Linked DNA regions of Mus musculus: all the other regions are linked to region 3. Evidence: chromatin loops called from intact Hi-C (ENCODE). Cell type or tissue: left cerebral cortex. All regions are shown on one strand.

The links. Hi-C counts contacts between places; a loop is a spot of excess contacts. Peaks named below come from ENCODE experiments on the same cell type or tissue, not always from the same donor. Only the 100,000 strongest peaks of a DNase experiment are listed, where the experiment ranks them.
Region 1: a loop joins it to region 3, with 5 times the contacts of the local background. A loop is called at or near these places in 3 of 42 quality-filtered maps.
Region 2: a loop joins it to region 3, with 8 times the contacts of the local background. A loop is called at or near these places in 8 of 42 quality-filtered maps.

Annotation. Positions count from the first base shown.
Region 1 is chr16:20,817,287-20,825,286 of GRCm38, forward strand. It overlaps the pseudogene Gm9536 and the pseudogene Rps10-ps2. Among named protein-coding and RNA genes, the nearest start is that of Gm22741, 76 kb to the left of the region's middle. In left cerebral cortex, a CTCF peak has its summit at 3,850; DNase peaks (open chromatin) are centred at 3,892, 6,349 and 7,118; H3K27ac peaks cover 2,675 bases.
Region 2 is chr16:20,713,131-20,721,130 of GRCm38, forward strand. It overlaps Clcn2 (chloride channel, voltage-sensitive 2), which reads right to left and starts at 3,506. Exons shown (of 24, transcript NM_009900.2): 1 at 2,779-3,506; 2 at 483-639; 3 at 198-329. The coding sequence starts at 2,865. Polr2h (polymerase (RNA) II (DNA directed) polypeptide H) reads left to right here and starts at 4,696. Exons shown (of 5, transcript NM_145632.2): 1 at 4,696-4,864; 2 at 5,694-5,777; 3 at 5,861-5,954; 4 at 7,389-7,472. The coding sequence starts at 4,792. In left cerebral cortex, CTCF peaks have their summits at 3,158 (motif pointing left), 4,470 (motif pointing right) and 4,669; DNase peaks (open chromatin) are centred at 1,924, 2,638, 3,086, 3,224 and 1 more place; H3K4me3 peaks cover 5,448 bases; H3K27ac peaks cover 4,519 bases.
Region 3 is chr16:20,891,729-20,899,728 of GRCm38, forward strand. No RefSeq gene overlaps it. Among named protein-coding and RNA genes, the nearest start is that of Gm6551, 33 kb to the right of the region's middle. In left cerebral cortex, a CTCF peak has its summit at 4,245 (motif pointing left); DNase peaks (open chromatin) are centred at 3,404 and 4,196.

The DNA.
Region 1 (8,000 bases), 74 kb before region 3:
CTCGGCCCCACAGTTACCTGGCAGCAGCCAGGAGTGCCTGACTCACTCTAAAAGGGGTTGCTTGCCCCCCCCTTTTGCTCTTGCCTTCCTGTTTCCACTCTCTCCCTATTCTCTTCCCCCTCTCTCTCCACATGTTCCTGGCCAGCCTCTGCTTCTCTAAACACACACACACACACACACACACACACACACACACACACACACACTGCCTTTCTCTGCCTCTACTACACTCTTGACTCCCCTCCCCATGCCCTGAATAAACTCTATTCTATACTACACCATCATGTAGCTGGTCCCTCAGGGGGGATACCTCAGCATGGGCCCACCGAGGCACCCCTTTCCCCCACAGCTCATCTCACATCCCCCAAAACATATCCCCCCCTTTCTTTATCTTTTTATAAGCACATCAAACTCAGGCTGTGGTAGCCAGCCTCAAGGTACACTCAATGCTGCTAATGGCTTGTGAGTGACACTTCGTGTAATGCACTGAAACAGGGCTTGTCTGTGTCCAGGGGGATGTCAGCAGCGACATCCTCTTTTGAGGCCATGTTTATAATACAGACACTAGAGCTCTGATCTAATTTTTGGACTGTCTTGCTCAGCGGGAAACTGGCTGCTGCATCATCAATACAACCCAGCATTCCACATTGCCACTGTCAAATGGGGCAGATAGTCACCACCATTAGCCACCACGTGGGTCACTTTAGAACTGGATCCTTCAGCCACAGTGAGACAGTGTCTTGTCCTGCTCTTCCTCAATACATACATACATACATACATACATACATACAAAAATGGAGTGGGTGGACAATGATGGCTGCAGCCAAGAAAGACTGTTATTCTTATTCTATGTACAGGAATTAACAGTTCAGAAGGGGAAAGTAAACTCTGAAACTCTCTGTGGCTGCAGGAGGCCAAGTGAAAGATTTCCTCAGGTGAGCCCTACAGCTCTGGGCTCTGGGAGGGTCTTGAGATGCCAAGGGAGGAGTCCGCAGAGAGTGCTGCAGCTCAGAGTTCTTAGCAGGCCTTGGGGTGCCCATCACAGTCTTCCAAAGGTCTGTGGAGAGTAGAATGGGCAGTGGGTTGATCTCCTTGCCTGCAGCTGCAGCAGGAGGTACTAAGGCAGAAGCAGGACCAAATTTTCTACCTGCTTCAGACAAGTAGTAGGTCTAGGAGGGGTTTGTGTGGAAGGGTCTGGATGGTAGAAGCAGTCTTTCCTTTCTACCCCCTTTATCTAGGAGCCTCTGGAATGTGGCCTGCAGCAGTGGGGGAGCTGGAAGAGCTGGGGGTCGGAACGGAAGCGCTGATGTTAAAAATACCTTCCATTTGAAGGGCTAATACTTATTCCGTCCTTCCTCCTGCCTGGGCCTCATTCACCACATCATTGGCATATGCACACCTAGCTGGTCGAAGCGCGCCTGAGCTTGTATAGACAGCATTTTCATCTCCTCCTAGCCAGCATCAGTCTTTCAGCTGGCTTATGGTTCTGGCAGGCAACACCCAGATGGAAGACATGCACCAGGGGTTACCAATTAGGCGCTTGCACAGCACAGCTTCAGAAGCGAAACATTCTTTCAAACCCAGGAGGAAAAACACAGCTGGTCTCAAATCTCCTTTTCACCTTGGAGAATCTAGTTAACGCAATGACAGAGGAAGGGGTGTGGCTAATAAGACAACCCCTGCAGCAATCGGGAGACCTAGCCCCCACCCTTTCTCTGGCTATAGCACTTGGGAGAGCAGGTCCTGAGTCTCACCTGGGTAGCACAGTAGAGCTGGCCCTGGAGGAGGGGGAGCTGGTGTGCCAGCCCAGACGGAAAGCTGGCCCTGATGTTGTAGGCAAGGGGGAGCTGTCCTGCCCCTTACCAGCTGCCACAGACAGGAGTGCTAGCCCTGCCCCTTGCCTGGGTAAAGAGGGAAAGCTGGCTCTGGTGGTGGGATGGGAGGGTTGGCGGGCTGACCAACTCTGCCCCCTACCACCCAAGCAGTCTCTCAGCTGGCTTCTAACTTAACCAGTTTCTCTGCCATTGAGTTCCTCTACGTGGCTCTCACTGTTCCGGTCTCATCCACGCTTCAAGCTGCCTGTTCTTTATCAAAAGCCACATTCCTTTCTCATACTAAAACATCTACCCCTTCTATGAACATGTGAAGGTGTAAAGGGTCCATGAGTCTCTGAAGAGTGATACCCCAGACTCAAATCATATGTGAAAGCAAAGAGTGTTTTATACTGCTGAAGTCCAGCATGCTGGGGTCTCCCATTACCAAGACAGAGAGACAACCAAGTGAGCACAGAGGCCTGATTTAAAGCATATTAGGGAATTTCAGGGTAGGTGACTTTTATCTTACTCTATCTCTAGGGATGTTCCATTGCTAGGGTGTGGGGGGATGGAAACTGTTGCTGACAATGCAGCTGAGGAAATCTGGAAACGGCTGCTGACTGATTGTCCTTGCTTCAGGCCACATAGTAGGGCAGCTTCTGACGCCTGGACTTGTCTGGACTTGCCTAGTCCTGAACTGCCAATTTGAAGCCTGTCATGGAGTCAGCCTAGCCTTCTCAAAGGGAGGGGCCAGTCCCGCAGAACTTATGCAGCAGGATTTCCATGATATAGGGCAACAACAAGATATCAGAGAGGAGTCTCAGTGATGAGCCACTGTTGATAATGTGGCAGAAGCCAGAGGCCTTGAACCAAGCCAATGACTACTTGCAATGAATGTCGGCAAGTGAAGCTGTTTGCGTTAGCATTTCCTCTAGACTCTGCACAACAGTTACTGAGCAACAGCCAGGTATGAGCCTGTCTGTTCTCTCTTCCTCTTGCTTTCTGTCCTTCTCTCCCCCCACCCCCAAGGCCTGTCACATGGCTTGATTGTTTAGGGGCACACCGCAACAGGGCCCACCAAGGAACCCCCTCATGCTGCCATTTTAAAAAACACAATATCTGCCCCAGTCACTGAACCGCTGCCAAGGACTCAGCCGACTCGAGGCTCCTCGCTTCCCGACGTTCCGTCCCCTGCACCCCCCTTACCTCCCCTTTGCCTCCCTCGCCCCTGCTTCCTTCCGCAGGTCGTTTCCACCGAGGAAAAGGAATCCTATCATAAGTCTGCTATCCAGAAGCTCCACTCTTTTGACCCCTTTGCTGATGCAAGTAAGGTGGTGACCTGCTTCCTGCTGGCAGTGAGGATTTTATCCATACAAGATTCAACAGAGAAACGGCAGGAAGACCCTTACAAGGGATCGCTGGTGATTACGGTAAAAAGAAACTAGTGGAGTTTAAGAAGAAATTTGCCTGCAGTGGTACTGTAGTTGAGCACCCAGAATATGAAGACGTAATTCAGCTACAGGGTGACCAGCCCAAGAACATATGCCAGTTCCTGATAGAGACTGGACTGGCTAAGGACGATCAGCTGATGGTTCATGGGCTTTAAGTGCTTGTGGCTCTCTGAAGCTTAAGTGAGGGTTTCTTTGCAGTGAGTAGAATTTCCCTTCTGTTCCTTGTCACAAATTTAAAAACCTCCTAGTTTATATAATGTAATCACTTGGGGTCCACTTTTAACTTGGACTAGTGTAACTCCTTCATGCAATAATCTGAAAAGGGCCATGCTGTGTAGTCTTGAAGTCTCTCATTTAAACAGGTTGAGCAGTAAGCCCTGGCAGTGTCCACCCTGGAACAAAGCAATAACAAGGTTTCAGCCAAGCCAAGATCCCCAAGACCACAGGAGGCTCTGTCTGACCAGAGGTTCCTTGGGGCTCACTCTACAGAGTCCCCTGCCCTAGGACAATGCCACCATTTGAATAGCCCAAGTGACCAAGAGTATGGGTAACACTGCCCCAGCTGTGTCTGTCACTAGAGGGAGTCTCTGGCTGTAAAAAGAAGCCCTGCTGTCTGATCAAGCAGAATTCAGAAAGGGCCACCTTTCCAGAGAAGCAGTGGGTATCTAGCTCACCACCAGGGTGGTCTTTTTAAGCAGATCTGTCCTAGCCAGGGGATGTTGAAATATGAAGGGTGAGGCCAGCCTGGCATCAGTTAAACTTATGATAAGGGGTCAAATGCCAAGCTGGTGCCATTAGTCGAGTGGCTAGCTGTAGAGGCTTCAATTCAACACGAGCTGCTGCCCAGTGCCATGCGAAAGAACAAACTGATCTTTTGGTTTTCTTTTCCCCTCCAGTTTTAATGTTATGTAATGTATTTAGGTCCTTATTTAAATAAAGATTGTTTTCAGAAAAAAAAAAAAACCCAAAATATCTTGAACAAAAGGATATCACTGTGTGACACACCACAGCTTCCACAGTGAAATGTTTTTGTTTGTATTTTGTTTTGTTTGTTTTCTTTAGGTGGGAGAGGTTGCAAGGTCAGAGGGCATCTATGGAGGGACACAGGGTGATGAGTGGAATTGGGGTGCATGACGTGAAAATGACAAAGAATCAATAAAAAAAATCTAAAAAATGTATGTTAAGGGAGTTCACACAATCTTAGAAGAAAAGACCCCCCCCCCCCCCCCGCATGTTTGTTAGGGTGGCTTACCCACACATACTGTGTTAAATGGTTATGTTGAGGTGTCCCTGTATTTTCAGTTGTTAATTGATCCTCTGGCAGAGCCAGGGATATGTAAATGCTGTCACTTTCTGCCCCTAAAGAGGTATCTCTGAAATTATCATGTCAAAAAGCAAGCTGCCATGGAAGAGGCCAAAAGACAATACTAAATATGGAATGGGCTTAGTCCTGCTGTTGATCGGCTCAGAATGAGTAAGCTGTGTGTCTTAGTTAGGGTTTGACTGCTGTGAAGAGACACCATGACCAAGGCAACTCTTTTTTTTTTTTTTTTTTCTTTAAAGTTTATTCAATACAACATAAACTCCAACTTCACTGAGGTGGCTGACCACGTCCATGACCAAAGCCGCCTCTAAACTGGAACTCAGTGGCCCAGCCAGCCCCAGCCTCAGCTTTCTTGTCGGCTCCAGGGGGCACGGCGCTCCTTCTGTAGGTGTCTCTGTCAGCCTCCCCTCTTGTGAATCTTGCAGGTCGCTCACCCTCTGGACCTTTGGGCCGAGGCCTGCCGGTCTCGGGACGGCTGCGACGCAGGGTGGCGGGCACGATCTCCGGGGGTAGGTGCAGGTAGTCTCGGAGATACTGGATGCCCTCGTTCGTAAGGTACCAGTAGAAATGTCTCCAAGCAAACTGTTCCTTCACGTAGCCTCGAGACTTGAGAGACTGCATGGCCTTCATTACATGAAGGTTGGGCACATTTTTGTCTGCCAGCTCCGGGTGCTTAGGCATGTGGACATCCTTTTTGGCGACCATCACGCCCTCCTTAAAAAGGAGTTCGTAGATGGCAATCCGATTCTTCTTAGGCATCAACATCGCGGCGGCTGCAGGGTCCGAGGCGGAGGCTGGAAAGGCCCAAGGCAAATCTTAAAAGGACAACATTTAATTGGGGCTGGCTTACAGGTTCAGAGGTTCAGTCCATTATTGTCAGGGCGGGAAGCAAGGCAGTGTCCGGGCAGGCATGGTACAGGAGGAACTGAGAGGTAGAACAGTGGGAGCCATGTGGAGGAAAGCAAAGGCAGAGAAGTTGGTTAAGTTAGAAGCTAGCTGAGAGACTGCCTCAGGGGGAAAAAAAAAGCCAACAGCCTTAGACTATATTGAGGTGCATATTTTACATATCAAAGCAGACCTGGCCTCCAGGTTCTCCCAGCATCCCTCAGACTCTACCTTGGAATACCCTGCTCCCAGTCCTGAACTTTGCAGCCCAGAGGCTCTTCCCTATATAATTCAGAAGTTTTGTGCTCTCTCTCTCTCTCTTCCTTCCTCTCCCTCCCTCTCCCTCTTGCTGTCCTCTCTTTCCCTCTCTCTGTCTCCCTCTCCTCCTTCTGTTCTCTCTCTGCATGTGTGCCCTTTCTTTCTCTCCACCCTCTTCTCTCCCCATGGCTACTCCCCTGGCCTCAATCCTTGGGGCCAGTGAACTTGCACCCCAATAAAACTGCCTTTGAATTGGCTCATTTCTCTGGTGCCAGAGAGCTAACCTATTATATATAGATGTCTTCATGCCTTTATTATTAAACCACAAATGCCGTCCCTCCAAAGCCCCACAATACATGTCCTCCCTCATATGTAGAATCTGTTACTAGCACATGCACACATGTGAACATATGTACATGTGGTTGCAGAATAACAGAAAGGGTTAAAATAGGGGACCAAGGAAGAACTGAGTGCAGGCAATAGGCACAAGAGGAGATAAGCTAATTGCTGTTTTCAGTGCTAACTCTGTCACAGAGTTTTGGTGTTGGTAGTAGAACTTGCAAAATTATATATTTGCCAGTGAAAGTATAAAATCCAATGTGAAGCTTCACAGTGCTCATGCCAAAGGGCTGCTCTAACTTTGGGTCTGGTTAACTTTGTGTGATTTTTTTTTCAACAGTTTTACAATAAACATTTAAAAAATAATTGGAAAGGGCGATAAGTTATTCTGCATTGGTGAAATGAGCCAATTCAAGCCAGATTAAAGTATATATAATTGCAGGTTTATTTGAAAGCAGCTCTTGGATGGTACACTGGTCCCTCCAAGACCAGGGAAGTCATCATGGGGAGGAGGGCAGAGGGGAGGGGAAGAGAATGAGACAAAGAGTGTGTGCACAGAGGGAGAGAGAACGCAGGTTGTCATACTTGATGGCAGGCGGTTTTACCCACTGAGCCATCTCACTGGTCCAAGGCATGGAACTTTTTAGTGGAGGAAATGACAAAGCCTTGTGAAAAAAATTAAAAAGACCAAAAATAAATGAAGAAACATGTTCATGGATCAGAAGACTCTGCGTCCTGCAAACTCCTGGCAAGCAAGCAGTATGTAATCCAATTAAGATTCATGGGTCAGAAGACTCAACTTCCTGCTGATGCCCCTACCAAGTAATCTGCAAACCCAATTAAAATTCTACCCAGATCTCAATGAAGTTCCCTTTGGGATGGAACTTGACAAGCTGATCTTAAAATTCACAAAGCAGATCAGCAACCAGATAATTTTGGAAAAGAACACAAGGCAGTGGGGTGGAGAAGACTTAATCTCCAGGCTGAAGGGACTCAGTGGAACGGTGGGGGAATGGAAACAAGAGAGTGGGGTGGCAAAACAGAACACAGAACCCTGCGTGAGACCCACGCACATATGGAAGAGAGATACACAGCAGCTGGGATCTCAAATCACAGGAGGAAGAAATTACTTCGAGAGCTAAGCAGAGCAGGGCTGTGGGGATGACTCAGTAAGCGGCAGTGTTTGATGCCAAGCCGGATGACCTGATTTTAATACCTGCGACACACTCCTGGGAAGGCAGGAATCAAGTTGGGAAGCTTCCACATGCATGACTATACAATCTCTCTCTCTCTCTCTCTCTCTCTCTCTCTCTCTCTCTCTCTCTCACACACACACACACACACACATGTGCATGCACACTCACACACAGAGTGCTCAGACACTCATGCACATGTACACACAACATGCACATACATGCACTCACATGCGATATAAATAAATGTTTCTTAAAAGTAATACTTGGGAAAGTGAAATGTAGAAAAACATAACATTAGGTTTTTAATCTTCTTATCCCCAAAGAAATATCTTAAAAGTTAATCTTTAAAGTTTTAAAAAGATGATAGAGAGAGGTCTTTATTATGTTTGGGCAGAAAAAAATTCTTTTTCTTCTTTTTGAGATTTATTCATTTTACATTATGTGTGCATATTTTGCCGAATATATGTATATGCACTGCATACATGCTTGGTGCCTGCAGGTCCACTGGAACTGGAGTTGTGGATGGTTGTGAGTCACCATGTGGGTGCTGAGAATTGAGCCCAGGTCCTCTTCAAGAGCAACAAGTGCTCTTAACTAATGGACCATCTTGCCAGCCCCAAAAGATTTTTTAAATAGGTTATAAAAAAAAATCACATAAGTAGAGGGTAACATTTTACCTGCTTCACTTAGGCGATTCCCATTGAAAGGGATGCCAGACAGAAATGGAGACAAG
Region 2 (8,000 bases), 180 kb before region 3:
GGCATTCACTGGGACAAAGCCCATCGCAGATAAGACTGTTGCCGAGGGAAGGGAGGAAGGTGTGGCCCGTACAAGTGGCAGTCATTATTGCCTGGAGATGGACAGTCAGACTGGCCAGAGGAAGTGGCCAGTAGCCAAGTTACCTAAACAACTGTGGCATGCAGGAAAGAAGTTACCTCGCCAGCCTTTGCCCTCACCCTGTAGACAGACAGCGATGGCATAGTCCATAGCCCAGCTGACCAGTGCCATGAGGAGCCCCAACAGAACCAGGAAGATCCAGTCTTCACCGACCCTGGACACCAGGAACTTGTGGCAGCGTACAGAACAAACTGGAAGCAAGGAAGGGAAGATGCATAAAGAAGCTGGTCCCAAAGTGTTCCTACTCTGTACCCTGTTTTTCCCCATCGCCCATGGGCAGCTCTAATTGTCTTTGTCTCCCTCAAAATAGAACACCCAGGTCCCTGCCCCAATCTGGATCTTACTGCGACATCTGGCACATCGGCTCTGTCCATATTCTAGGAGCTCTGGGGTAGCCCGGGCAGAAGGGGACCCCTTCCAGGGCTCAGGCCCTCCCAGGCGAATACGAGCAGCTTCCTCTTTGGCAAAGGCCCCGAGTTCCTGAGTGTACCGGCCATACATCTGGAGCAATGGACAGAATGTAGCATGAGCCTGAGTATCTGAGGTGGGGAGACAGAGAGTTCCTGGGTTTTGACCCCACCCCTCGCTCAGCTCCTGCACTGTATACCCCATCTTGAATCCAGTTTATACTCAGGCTCAGAGTGTGGGAACAATGCACAGTGCAGACTGCGGGGGCTGTCCTGGCCAGAGTGATGGAGACAGACAAGGTACAGGGACACAACTCTGGGGGTGGCAGAATAATCGGTCCTCTTCTAGTAAGTCAGGGGTGGAGCAGGAGGGAAGGGTCCAGAGGAGGGAAAAGATGGAAAAACCTGAGGCAGTTTGAAAGTAGGAAGGGGGAAGGTCAGAGGGGCAGTCAAGGGCATATGTACAACAACAAGAACCTGGTAGAGCTGAGGGCAGCGGAGCTGGGCCTAGGAGGTCCCAGCCCCAATCCTTATCACATTCCTGCTGGGCCTTTGGCCTGTGACCAACTCAGCTGCACCCTTCCCACCCACCCTAATCCCCTTGTCCTCATTCTCCACTCCCAAACCCCCATCAGCCTGTCAGCCCAGCAGACACGGAAAGCCTCTTTGGGTGGATAGGCAGTGCTGGGTGGCCTCAGGCCTACTCTGGAACTGCATTTGGGGCCAGTGACAGGTTCAAGGACCACCGAGGCTGGAGATGGCAAGGCTGTGGCTACTAGGCTGATTGATGGGAAGGGAGAGTGTTATGGCTGGACCTGCCAAGCTGGGCGTGTGTTGGGGGGTGGGGAGGAGCAGATTCTGGCTGCCACCCGCGGAGCTTCAGGACACAAAGGGCTCCTGTTGGGGTTGGGGGGGGGGAGGGAAAGATAGAGACACAGGGTGAGACATAGAAGAAAGGGGGGGGCAGGGGGGGGAAGAGGAACTTCAGAGGAAAGGCAGAAAGAAGAGTCAAGGAAAAGCAACATAAGTGTCCAGAGCAGGGAGGAGGAGGAAGAGTGTACAGAGAAACACAGCAGGTGGGAGGAGGTGAGCAAGACAAAAGGGTGGGAGGGGAAGTGGGAGAGGCCAGAGCAGGGAGCGCTTGACCCTGAGAACTCAGTCCACAGGCACAAGGAGATGGAGCAGCCGCTGGTGCAAAAGAGTTACCATTCCATGTTAGATGCCTGGCTTCCATGGCCAAATGCGCCTCTTCTTGACCCGTGGACGGCCAGGATATGGGCCATCTCCAACAAAAGGGCTTGCCTCCACTATCGATTGGCACTGTACTCTCATACCAGTTATTCTGTTTCACAGTCTCTGGTAATTGGGCACCTCTCTGACTCAGTTACAGCCCAGGCCCTCTCCTACAGCTGTTTCTCCCTGTTATCCTCTCGGGCAAATTCCAGCCTAAGGTGATAAAAAAGAAACTACTGGGCCACTTTCTTTCCTTAGGGCTTGGTCCCCCATTCTGGTGAATGGCTTCTCAGCAATGGTGGTCATGAGTCATCTCAAAGCTCAGGACCCCTGCTTCTTATGAGGTCAAGGGACACTCCATGGGCGTGGGTGGTGGTGGTGGGGTACCTGGCTAGATCCAGCTGGAACAAAGGTTTCAGTTCTCACACCCATTCCTGCTTCCTGCATCGGCCCTAAAGCTTCAGTCCCCAGGGTGGCAAAAAGCCACCTAAGCCACCTTTTCCAACAGGGTCTCCTGAGGAGTTCTTGTCAATGTTGGGCTTGAGCTGTTAAAGGCAGGGGTTGGGTTTGATTACTTCCTACTGTCTTTAAGCTAAGCCTGGGACCATGTACACAGCAGGGACCCAGGAGGGTGTTGAAAGTAGATAGACATGTGGATCAAGTTCAATAGTATAGATGGTGTTCAGAAAGAGCACTGGGCTGCTGTAACTTGGACTCAAGTGGTAAGTGAAGAAAACAAAAACGTGTATGCAGAAGTGGGTAAGAGAAAGGACACCTGGGCCAAGCACCTGGTGTCATTGTCTTCTGCAGGCCACCAGTCTCAGCCAGAAACCAGCAAGCAGCTTTCCAACACTCTGAACCCACAGCCTGGCGGATCCCGAACCTCAGTTTCCATAGCTGAGAAAGGCTGAGGCCGGGTTAGGGTAGGCCATCTGTCCTCACACTTTCCAGGGCAACCTGCAGCATTGGTCCCGTAGGGCAACCCTTGGGTTTCACTTACCAGGGTCTGCTCGTACTGCAGCGCTCGAGGCTCCATCCCTTCCCCCGCCGCCGCCGCCGCGGCCGCCGCAGCCGTTGCAGCCGCCATCTCGGTGCACTGTCCTCTTGCCTCCCTCTGCTTCTCGGCCTTGACTCAGCTCCCGGCCCGCTGAGCCCGCGCCCGCACCCGTCCCGTCCCCTCAGCCCAGGCGGCCGAGTGCAGAGTGCGACGGGTCCCCGGGCGCGCGCCGCAGGCTCAGCCTCCCGCTAGCGTCTCCTCCTCGGCGGGCGGGCCGAGGGCGGTGCCCTGCTTTGCTGCTCCGCCCCGGCCCATCTGCAGGGGCGTCCCTGCCCGGCCGGGGTCTGCATTGGGGCCGCCTCCTGGTGTCCGGAGAGGCGGCAGGGGGCGCTTGAAACACGATCTCGCACCCCTTCGCCACGGAGGCCCGGGATTAACCCAGCGCCCTGAGGGTGCGGGGGCCGGGCGGGGGCGGGTCTGCTGGCACGTGGAAGGGACGGGCTCTCCCGCGGCTGCAGCGTTGTGCGGGAGGGGCTGGAGATGTGGGGACTCTTGAACTGGGGTAGGGGGCTACTGACAAAAGCTAATTCGGGCTCTCTAAGCCAGACCGGACAGGGGCAGCCTCTGCTTCACACTTTCAGGCGGCTCAGACGCATCTGGGAGGATGCCCGAGAGCCGGCTCCCTCCTTGCCTCCCTTTCTCCTTCCTTTCCTCCGGGTTCCCCCGGGAAGGTGCACCTGGAATGGCTAGGCCTGGAAAGAGGGGCGGAGGTGGAGGTGGGAGGGGACGGGAAGGGGTGAGGCCCGAGGGAAGGGAGCTATTGGTGCGGGGGAGGCCGCTCCTGGGAGGCGGGTGTGTGTGTGTGTGTGGGGGGGGGGGGGAGCAGAGGTCGCTCCTCCCAGGCACCGCTTAAGGGGGAATTTGAGTAGCTGCTGACGCCCTGAGGAAACGGCCTACTGAGGCTCCACATTGTCTTTCGGGGTCCTGGGAAGGACAAGAAGAAGGTGTCGAGGGCACAAAGAGGATGGGCAGCGTTAGGTTGGAGCCACTGGAGAGGACAGTGTCCAGAAATCTGTGGAGAAAGAATAGTACCAGGATGAAGACTCATTCAAGAAACAAGAGGGTGCCCAGCACAGGGGCTGTAATGAGAGGAGGTAGCACCTAGAAAGAAGGTATTGCGAGCTGTCGCCTCCCAGTGAAAGGCGCACTTCAGTGTCCAGAAGAGGGTGGTATAGTGGGGTGACAGGCAGTACCAAGTTCAGTTGGCAGTGTTCTAGGGGATCAGTGTGAGGCTAGTGCCAAGCAGGGCCAAGGGAAGACGGGAGTGGCGAGGAGGTGAAGCCCCAGGGGAGGGCACAATGCGGGCTTTCCTTTCCCCGAGAGTGACATCATGGCAAATTCCCAAACCGGACGCACCCGGCTCCGGTGATGTCTAGCTGGTCCGAGCCAGCTCGCACCAGCTTTGGGGATCTTGGTGACAGTCTGAGGGGCTGGGCACCGGGTCCTGGAGGGCTGGTGCTCTGCGGGCGGGGTTCTGCTCCACCTGCCTGCAGCGCGGACTGTGCCCTCGGCCGGCACGCGGACTTCAGGGAAGGGCTAGGGCCGGGCTTCTCTGGGCCAAGGATCAAGGTTCCTGGCTGGGTTAGGCCCCCAAGCTTTCCACGCTTTGGGATCCACAGTCTGAAGAGGGCGCCGTCGAGCCGGGCGCAGCGCGGTACCCCGTCGGAGGTGGGACTTAATCTGTCCCCGCCTTGGACGGAGTCACCGAGTTTTGAGACTCGCCCACAAGGCCCGAGCACCTCGGAGGTGGCCCTTCCCGGCGGAAGTGAAGAAGCCCCGAGAAGGAGGCAGCGGAAGTGGCTGCGTGACTGCAGCCCGTGCGCACGCGCCCTCGGCCTCGTTGCCGCTTTTGGGGCGGTACTCTGCCCTGTCTTACTTTTCTCCACGTGAGGGGGTGCGCGAATCCCCAGTGGTGGCCGCGCGCTCACATCCTCTGCAGCTTTCGTGCCCTTCGCGATGGCGGGCATCCTGTTCGAGGATATTTTCGATGTGAAAGACATCGACCCAGAAGGCAAGAAATTTGACCGAGGTAAGCGGTGTCGGGGCGGTAGGAGGGAAGTGGCCAACATGCCCACCCACCCCAAGTGGCTGGCCCGCCCCACCCTCTCGGTACCTCCCTCAGGAAACAGTTTTTTTTTTTTTTTCGTGAATGAGAAACTTGAGACAGCTTTTTCTATTATATTTGCGGTGCCTGGTGCCCGGTGGGTGGCCCTTAGCTGGGTGCTGGCATACCCCTGGGAACCTTTCTAACTCCCTACACAGTTATTATGTGCTCTACCGTGCTCTGAACTTTATTCTTGGAAAAAGTAGATGGTGCCTTATCTCTTTTGTTACCCCAGGTCTTGCAGCGAGTTACCTACCTGCCTTCCTAACCAATAATTTTGTATTAGCCTAAGAACAAGTTAGCTCTTTCCGAAGCTCTCTGAATTTCATTCAGTTGACCGCTTGGTGTATTTATTTTCCCAACGATCCGGAAGTTGTTTCTTCTTGGTGTCGCTTAGCCTGGAGGCAAATGTCTTAAGACAGATGTCAGTTTTGAATACATCCCTCAGATTCCCTCAGCAGTGTCTCCTGCTAGAAAGAGGAAGTCTCAGGACCAGTGAGACTCTAGTCTAAATCATCCAGGCGTTTTTAGTTAGAGCCTGGAGACTGGCCACTGCTGGAGGAGCTTTGCCGCTTGCTTGGGACCCTGTCACTTGCTGAGGTTACTGCCTTCTTCCCTCTTGTGAATCTGATTCTGATTGCAGTTGTGGGAGGCTGGTGGGTGTGTGCATGTTAGATGATTTGATCTCTTGCATTTGACCCCAAGCTGGCATCGATAGACTTTGTAATCATGTCTGTCATGCACTCTTCCCCAGTATCCCGGCTGCACTGTGAGAGTGAATCTTTCAAGATGGACCTCATCTTAGATGTAAACATTCAGATTTACCCTGTGGACTTAGGTAAGTATTGAATACGGGCAATGGCAAGAGGATTTTGGTCTTAGGTGTCTACTTCTTTACCCTGATGTTGCTGCTCTATTCAGGTGACAAGTTCCGGTTGGTTATAGCTAGTACTTTGTATGAAGATGGTACCTTGGATGATGGTGAATACAACCCCACAGATGACAGGCCTTCCAGGTGAGGTAGCAGTAAACAAGTGACTAAGATAAGAATATAGTGCAGAGAAAGTATAATATGTAGATTATGGATATACATATGTATAACTATATGTTATAGAAAATTTGATTTCTTGGATACAATATGTATTATATACTATGCACATTACATGACAATGTATAACATAAGTTATATAATGTTATATATTAGATATAATATATAACATGTATGTTATAGTATATAATAACATATGTTAATACTATATATAAGTAACTATGATGAGAATGTAATGAAGTAATATAATATATAATTTATTTATATATTATATATAATGTTGTACATTACATATAATATATAGTACATATTATATATTACATATAATGTTATATAACATATGTTCTATATTATGTATATATTATAAAGAAAGAAAAACGTAAGTATATAGGAAAGTCTTTACTTCTAGAGATAAATGATTGCTGTCAGTGGAATCTGAATTACCTTAAAGGCATTGCTGCAATTAGAGTTCGGACAACTAGCTGGGCAGTGGTGGCACACGCCTTTAATTCCAGCATAAGCACTTGGGAGGCAGAAGCAGGCAGATTTCTGTTCAAGGCCAGCCTGGTCTACAGAGTGAGTTCCAGGACAGCTAGGGCTATACAGAGAAACCCTGTCTCAAAAAAAAAACCAAAAAAACAAAAAACAACAAAAAAAAAGAATTCAGACAACTAGACCTGGATGTGATGGCTTTTGTCTATAATCCAGGATTCAGGAGACGGTTCACGAGTTCAAGAAAATGTTTGGCCTCATATCAAGTCTGAGGCTAGCCTTGGCTACATGAGACCTTGTGTCTAAAAAAATTGAAAAAAATTCAGATGACTAGTTTTATTCATTACTGAGAGCAGTGATCATAAGCTTGTGAATTGCATCTATTTATTTATGTGGGACAGGGTCTTCTCACTTTGTAGAGACCTGGTTGACCTGGTCTGTAGATCAGGCTGGCCTTGCACTTAGAGTCACATCTACCTCCTCTGCCTCAGTGCTGGAATTAAGGTTATGTGCCGCCTTTGGTTCAGGGTTAGGTCTTTAAGGCTGAGGAAAGGATTACATAGTAACTTAGGTCTTGTGAGGGAGCTTGGTGTGATAGAAAGACTATGGAGTAGTAGGTCTGGTGACCAGCACCCTTAGTCCCTGCACTTGGGAAACAGAAGCACAAGTCTGTCTGACTGTGAGTTTGAGGCCAGTTGGAATAGGGCTAAAAGGCCACGACTCAACCTGAGTTTTCAGTTCAAAGCCTTCTGTCTCCTCATCAATGAAATACAGATGGTCATGTGTACCTCACAGAATTTCTGTGGGGGCCAAGGAAGGTCATGGTTCTGCATGTGTACCTCATCAGTCTCCATTTCTAAAGTTCCCGTAGACTCTTACTATGAAGAGTGACCAGTCTGTTGTTTGTAGGGCTGACCAGTTTGAGTATGTCATGTATGGGAAAGTGTACAGGATCGAAGGGGATGAGACCTCCACTGAAGCAGCCACACGCCTGTAAGTAACACTGTCTAGGAAAAGTCTTTTCCCTCCCTGCTCTGAGGTTGGGCCAGGCTTTTACTTCTGTGTTGCCGCCCTCTCCCCACCCCCACCCCCCTTTGTTTCTAGTATTCCAAACCTAGGTGGAAGAATTTGTCTTGGGAACAGTTTCCAGCCTGTATGTGGGTCACTCAGCGGCACCATAGTCAGGGTTTTCAAGACCCTGTAGTCCAGAGGAGGCACGAGCTATCTTGCTTTGTGAAGGACAACAGAGCATCTTGCTGGAGAACACGTGCACTATGCATAATCAGGCCTTTTTTGTTTGTTTGTTTGTTTGTTTGTTTGTTTGTTTTGGTTAAGTATGTATTGCTTCTCTGTAGCCCAACCCTTGGATCTTTGGTTTCCCTGCCTGAATTTTTTTTCCCCTTTTCTTTAAAATGATGTTTAAAAAGTGTGGTTGTCAGAAACTTGAAGCACAGAAAAAGAACAAAATGAGAAGAAGAACAATAGTCACCTAGGGAATCTTTTAGATAAAGAGTTTGAGTA
Region 3 (8,000 bases):
TTACCAGCCTCACAGATGGATCCCCGAGTCTGGGACATCCAGAACCCCTCTGTCGCTAAACACCATTCGCCTGTTGTCATCCAATTGTTGGATCCTACCAGGTATATCACCCAGGCTCAATACCCTCTCTCCCTCCAGAGCCTCAGGGGACACAAGCCGATCATCTCTGACCTGTTGAGAAACAAACTCCTTCGCCCTACCTCTTCTCCCTTTAACACCCCTATACTGGCAGTAAAGAAACCCAATGGTGCCTATCGTTTAGTCCAGGATCTCAGACGTATTAACTCTGCAGTGGTTCCTCTCCACCCGGTTGTGGCTAACCCCTACACACTTCTTTCTACTATCCCCTCAGGTACTTCCCATTTCTCACTCCTAGATCTTAAGGATGCGTTTTTCTTTATTCCTCTAGATGTCCAGTCACAAAACATATTTGCTTTTTTACCTAGACAGATCCTGATACCCACTTTTCTACCCAACTGACCTGGACTGTTTTACCTCAGGGATTCTGGGATAGCCCACACCTATTTGGGCAGGCCTTAGCTTCTGACCTACTATCTCTGTCTCTTCCTAAATCTAAGCTCATACTTTACGTAGATGATGTCCTTCTCTGTAGTCCTTCTCTAGAAATCAGCCAGACTGACACCTCGGCTCTTCTGAATTTCCTTTCTAATCGTGGCTACAGGGTCTCGCCCTCTAAAGTCCAACTGTCCACTCCTCAGGTTACCTATTTGGGACTAACAATCACCCCGACACATAAGGCTATTACATTAGACAGAAAGATCTGATTCAATCTCTAACTGTTCCGACTACAAAAGAAGAAATGTTGTCATTCTTGGGGATAGCCAGTTTTTTACGTTCGTGGGTCCCTTCCTTTTCTCTTCTTTCTTGACCTCTATATGAAGCAGCATAGGCCCCACCCATGAACCTCTTTTAAAACCTATTACCAAGCCCTTTCAAAGGCTCCAACAGGCCCTCCTTAGGCCTCTATGTAACAGAAAAGAAGGGATTTGCCCTTGGAGCCTTGGGCCACCAAATAGGACCTTCTTTAGCACCTGTGGCATACCTGTCAAAGAAACTAGACTTATGTTTCCTAAAATCTATCACTGCTTCTTGTAAAATCTGTCAGACATCTAACTCCAACTCAAGGTATCGCGGCCTTCCTTTTCCCACTCACCAGGCTAGAGGTTCCCTTCCTGGAACTGACTGGCAACTTGATTTCACCCATATGCCCACCGTCAGACGTGTCAAATACCTCCTGGTCTTGGTGGACACCTTCTCAGGGTGGGTAGAAGCATTTCCCACAACTAATGAAAGGGCTCAGTCAGTTTCTGATCTTCTCCGAGAGATCATCCCTTGAGTTGGTGTTCCGGTCTCTCTCCAATCAGACAACGGACCTGAATTTACCTCCCAAGTTTCTCAGATCCTATCTAAGGCCCTAGACATTCCTTGACACTTTCACATCCCTTACCACCCTCAATCTTCAGGCAAGGTAGAAAGAACTAACCGCTCCTTAAAATCCACTCTTGTTAAACTGTCACAGCAACTTCATCTTGACTGGGTAAAGCTCCTGCCCCTGGCTCTTTTCAGACTGTGAGCTCTCCCCAAGCGACCTCTCCTCATCTCACCTTTTGACTCATGTACGGACGTCCAGTCTTAACTCCTGGCTTCTTGCCCAAACACTCTCCCCTTCCAGATCATTTGCTTACCCCATTACTTTCTCATCTCCGTTCTCTCCTATGGCACTTTGCTGACTATCACCTCCCTCCACCACACTCTGTCTCCTGCCCATTACCTGTTAATGTCGGAGATCAAGTTCTTTTATCTCCTCCAGGTCATCAGCCTTCACCCCTTTCTCCAAAATGGCAGGGTCCTTTTAAGGTAATCCTAACTCCTACAGCTGCTAAGCTCGAGGGACTCTCTCATTGGGTCCACCTGTCTCACCTGAAACCCTTCATTCCCCCACCTAAAGATGATTCCTCTTCCTACACATCAACCCTAACAGGATGGTGCCCTGTTAAGCTCCGGAAGACATCAAGACCACCGTCTTGTCTCCCATCCTAGAGAATGAGACATCACTCTGGCAGTCAAACCCAACCTCGCTGGACGAGACACTGGATTAGTTGTGGCCTTTTCATCTTTTCCCTGCTGTTCATTTCCATCAAGGGCAGTCCTTACACCTGGAGATTCGAAGTTCGAGAAACGCCCACAGACAACAAGCAGACTTTCCAAATAGGATCAGGAAACTGCTCCATAGCTGGGTGCCAGGAACCGATCCAGATTGCCATCGCTCCTATATCTGTTACTCCATTCGCATATTATGGCCTCTATACCTGTTTTCTCTTTGATCAGACAAAAGATTATTGCAGAAAATGGCCAGACAAGTATGGGGGCTGCCCATACTGGTCTTGTGAGATACACAGGCTAGGGACATGGATTAATCATTTCTTCTATTGATTCTGCAAGACACTCTTCTGCATTCGAGACCCATGGGATCCCAGGTGGGAAACAGGAGTTGCTGGTAAGCTCTACTGCAAAACTCAGACCAGTTCTCCAGTAAGTACTATCCACATCCAGAGAAAATATGTCTCAATCGCCCCTTGTCTTATTAATCTCATCTCTATATTCTTTCAGTGACAAGTACAAAAAATTTCTAACCAAACTGTTAATCAGCTCCTGCTACAGGATTACCAGCCGCTGCCTACAAAGGAATCACTGTCCATAGAAGAGCCTGATTTAGACTATTACCAAACGGATTCCTATGGTGAAGACCAGATACACCCTGAAAAGTGATGACGCCCCTAAACAGCAGGAAGTAGCTTAAGAAACACAACGTCCTTATTCCCTCTTCACCATTGGTTTCCCCTCTCTTTTTCTTCCCTTCTTTTTATAATAACAAGAAGGGAGGAATGTTAGCACCAGGACACTCCAAGCTCCGGCCTTACTATGTGACCCTTGACCTGCGTTGCCAGGGCAATGACCCTCAATCCCACAATCCACTTGGCTCAGTTCTCACCCTCACTGGTGTGACGTCATTTTCTGTATAAATTAGGGGATCACACCTCTCTCTCTCTCCCTCTCTCTCTCTCTCTCCCTCTCTCCTCTTTCTTCTCTCCTCCCTCTTTCTCTCTTTTTCCTCTTCTCTGCCCTCTACCTGCTTCGCCACCCCCATCCCTGCTCAATAAACCTCTTCCATGTGGAAAAAAAAAAAAAAGAAAGAAAAAGGAAACAGTGTCCTGCAATTCCTTGGTTAGCCCTGAGGTAAAGAACTTTTTAGATATTAATCCTTTCATCTTATTTATTCCCAGATGAATGGTGGCATGAAGATCTTGAGCCAAAGTTCTGCCCAAAGTTTTTGGAAAATCTTTCTTCCATCTGTTGTGTGTTGGCATCCATTCTTTGTGTAGGAACTAGGCAGGAGTTGGTAAGCCTGGTCACCTTCTTTGGAGTAGGTTGTATGTTTAAGTAGGATCAGGTCTGGGAAGGTCACTCACAAATGTAGGAGAGGCTGTTTGGTGGCCTCCCTAGTCAGCAATCTGCTTTATGATTACTGATGGCCTCTGGGGTCTGTCCCTGTCGATGTCAGGGACAGTGTATGGTGGCCAATTTCTTTGGGAGCCATAGAACAGCTAGGAGATCTAGGATCTCCTGTTTGTTTTTGTCTTTCATTCTACAATCAATAGTCCCCTTTCATGATATATTGCCCTATGAATACGCACAGTGACAAATTCTTATTGACCATCAGTGTAGATATTAACCACCTCGTCCTTGCCCAACTTAAGCACCTCAATGAGGGCTATTAATTCTGCCCTTTGGGCCGATGTCCCATTTGAGAGGGGAGACACCCAGAATGTCTTATGCAAATCCACCACTGCTGGCCCTCTATATTTGATGCTGTCTTCCATGTAGCTGCTTCCATCAGTGTACATAGTGAAATCTGCACTGGGCATCTAAGTTAGCAGGCAGTGGCTGCTATAATCCTTAAGCAGTTTGGCCATCCTACTGCGAATGGGTCCAATTTCTTAGATAGGTAGGCCACTGGTCGCTGACAGGGGCCTGAGGTTTGTGTCAGTACCCCTTGGCAATGCCTTGACTTTCATCCACAAACAAATGGAAGGGCTTAGTCACATCAGGCAGAGCTAGAGCTGGGGCAGATAACATTGCCAATTTCAATTCTTGGAAAGCTTTCTCATTTTCTTTTGTCCATATGAAAGTTTCTTCCTGCCCCCTAGTGGCTTCATAGACTGGTTTAGCTATCTCAGCAAAACCTGGTACCCGGAGTCTACAAAAAACAACTGACCCCAGGCATTCCCATACTTGGCACCTGGTCTTAAGTATTGGGATGGCTGGGATGGTTTCTTTATGTGCTTGAGAAAGACTTCTTTGACCCCCTTAGCTGGAAACCAAAGAAGGTCACTTCAGACACACAGATCTGAGCCTTCTTGGCTGAGACCTTATACCCCAGTCCCTGCAGTGTTTCTAGAAGAGACCTGGTTGCTTCCATACAAGAGTCTACATCGGTGTGAGCCAAAAGCAAACCATCCACATACTGGAGCAAAGAAACCTGTGGCATAGTCTGCCTGTACTCATGTAGGTCCTGGCGGAGAGCCTCATCAAAAATGTTGGATGGGTTTTTAAAAAACGTTTATTTGTTTGTTTGTTTATTTTATGTGAGAACAGAATTACTGTCTTCAGACACACCAGAAGAGGGCATAGGATCCCATTACAGATGGCTGTGAGCCACCATGTGGGTGCTGGGAATTGAACTTAATCAGTGCTTTAAACCACCAAGCCATCTCTCCAGCCACTGTTGGGCGATTAAAAAAAAAAAATCTATGTGGCAGTCTCATCCAAGTCAGCTGTCTGCTGATTACATTCTCCAGGTCTTTCCATTCAAAGGCAAAAAGTATCTGGCTGTTCTTATATAGAGGAATGCTGAAGAAAGCATCTTTCAAATCCAAGGCTGTATAGATTTGTCTGTCAGGTGGTAAGGATCTCAAGAGTGTATATGGGTTTGGAACTGTTGGGTAGATATCTTCCACCCTTTTGTTTACCTCTCTTAGGTCTTGCACTAATCTATAATTTTGTCCTCCAGGTTTTGTAATTGGCAGCAGAGGTGTGTTTCAGGGAAAATGACAGGGAATGAGGAACCCATGATCACGAAGGCTATTAATATGGGGCCTGAAACCCTGGATGACTTCACCTAGATAGAGCTTAGTAGCAGCTTTCAGACCTATCAGAACCTACCAGAACAGGAGGCAAGTGAAAGGCCAGACCTGGAGGATTATTTTCAGACCATACATGAGGTATCAGGTTTATGTGTTCTTTTAGAAAGGGCAATGGGAGACTGTTATTCCCACAGCAGCTAGGAGAGGTATGACTTGAACTGCCCTCTTGTGTTGGGCAGGTATTGAGTCTAAAACTGGGATTGGTAGAGGCTCTTCTCTGTGAATTACTCCTAATTTAGGGAAAAGGAACACCAACATACAAACTCCTGATCATACATACTCCTGATCATCTGGCAGGTAGATGATGATATACCTGAGTACCAAAGAGAATTGATATATTTTGGACAGTAGGGCACTGTGGCAGAGATAAGGTATTAAAGGTTATGGTTCTATTGCAGTCTAGGGAGCTTAGCATTCCTACAGAATATCTTAGCACAGTCTGCTATGCCAAAAAAGAGATATAGAGAAAAGGTATGGGGTCCTGGCAACACCAGAGTAGGAGCAGCTGATGAAAGGTGAAGTGAAGTTACTTGGCAGGGTCACTGGAGAAGCTGTAAGTGGCAACTATGAGTTAATTCCAGGGGGTACACATAGCCAGCAATATTTAAAGCAGCCAGGTTGGGTGACATTAAGGAGTTGACAGGCTTAGGTCAGGGTCTGAAGCAAAAGGTGAAATGACAAGTTAATACCATTTATAAGAAGGAATGTCAAGGAAGTAAGGACCTTGGAGGAGTGTTTAATTACTTCTCCTATTTATTAGATTTCTAGAGGTTGGACAATTGAGACATATTTTCAACTGGGGACCCAGATTGGTTTTTACAGTAGAGCTTATCAACAACTCCTGTCTCCCATCTGGGATTTCATGGGTTTTGTACATAGAAGAAGAGAGTCTTGTGGTGTTGATAGAAGAAGTGATTGGTCTGTGATCCTAACATATGTATCTGGCAAGATGGCAGCCCCCATATTCATCTGGCCATTTTTTTAACAATCATTTTTTTGTCTGGTCAAAGAGGAAGCAGACAAGAGGTCATAATATTTTGATGCAATGGTGGATATAGGGATGATAGCAGTCTGGATTGGCTCCTGGCATCCGGCTATGGAGCAGTTTTCTGACCCTATTTGGAAAGACTGTTTGTTATCAATGGGGGTTTCTCAAACCTTGAATCTCCAGACTTAAGGGCTACACTGAATGGAAAAAAAACATCAGGGAGAGGGTGAGAAGCCCATGTCTAATCCAGTGGGGTCGAGTGCAGCTGCCAGAGTGGAGTCTCATTTTTCTGAGATTGGGGACAAGGTGGGTGGTTCCAAAGTCCACTTTAGAAAGGAGGGTCTTGTTGTCCTCGATGTGTAGGAAGAAGAGTCATTCTGAGGCAGAGGGGTGAGAGTTTTGAGGTGAGACAGGTGGACCCAGTGAGACCTCAAGTTTAGCAGCTGTGGGAGTCATGAGAATTACTTTGAAGGGGCCCTGCCATTTAGGAGAGAGAGGTGAGGGCCAGTGGTCTGCAGGGGAGAGAAGAACCTGGTCTCCAATGTTGAAAGGAAGTGGGCAGGGATCAGTGTGTGGCTGTGGTAGACTGTGGTCAGCAAAGTTCCATAGGAAAGAACAGATGTAACACAGTAGTGAGGTGAGTAGGTGATCAGGGATGGGGGAGTATTTGGGTGAAAGACCAGGAGTTAGGACCAGACATCCAAACATGAGTTTGAAAGGTGAGATGAAGAGGTCACTTGTGGAGAGGTCATAGCCTAAAAAGAGCCGGGGGTAGGAGTTTTACCCAGTCGAGGTAAAGTTCCCGTGACAGTTTGACAAGAGTCCTTTTTAGGCAACAGTTAGACATTTTTATCATTCCTTAAGACTGGGGGTGAGAGGAAACATGAAAATTCTAGGGGATGTTGAAGGCTTTAGATAGAGTTTGAGAAACTTGGGAGGTGAATTGGGGACCATTGTCTGACCAGAGGGAGGCTGGGACTCCAAATTGGGAATGATCTCTCAAAGGAGGAGATGAGAGACTGTCTGAGCCCTTTTGTAGTTGTTGGGGAGTGCCTCCACCCACCATGAGAAGGTATCCACAAAGACCTGGACCATGGCTTGGCGTGTTTGACAGTGGGCATGTGGGTAAAGTCAAGTTGCCAGTTGGTTCCAGAAAGGGACACTGTAGCCTGATGGGTAGGAAAAGGGATACTACAATATGTGGAGTTAGAGTCTGACATCTGACAGATTTTTGCAAGGGGCAGTGATAGATTTTTAAGAATTGTAAGTCCTTGGGAGTAGGCTGTAGATTTTTTTTGTTTGTTTGTTTAAAACAAAATAAGACTTGCTTGGCTGGCATGATGGGATAGAGTGTCAGGGGGTGAGAGAGGAGATGTGGGTTGTAGTGTAAGAATGTCCTGTGGTGGGTGAGGCAAGTCTAGACCCCTAGAGGCCGCAGCTCTATCTGCTTCGTTGGTGTGGTTGTTTCCCTTGGAGACAATAGAGTCATGTATCTGGTGGGATCTGCAGTGGACATTTCCAATAGCTGTGTGGAGATGGGAGGCTTTTCACATGGCCATAATTTGGTTTGTATTAGTTACTGATCCTCCTTTTGTCGTAAGTAACCCAAGCTCCTCCAAGATAGCAGTGTGGGTCAAGAGGATATGGAAAGCATATTTGGAGTCTGTATAAATGTTTAGGGATTGTCCCTGTGCCAGTTGAAAGTCAAGGAAAAGAGCTATTAGTTCAGCCTGTTTGATGGTGTGGGCAGGGAGGGCCTGTGCCTTAATGGTGTTGGTATTCTGTCT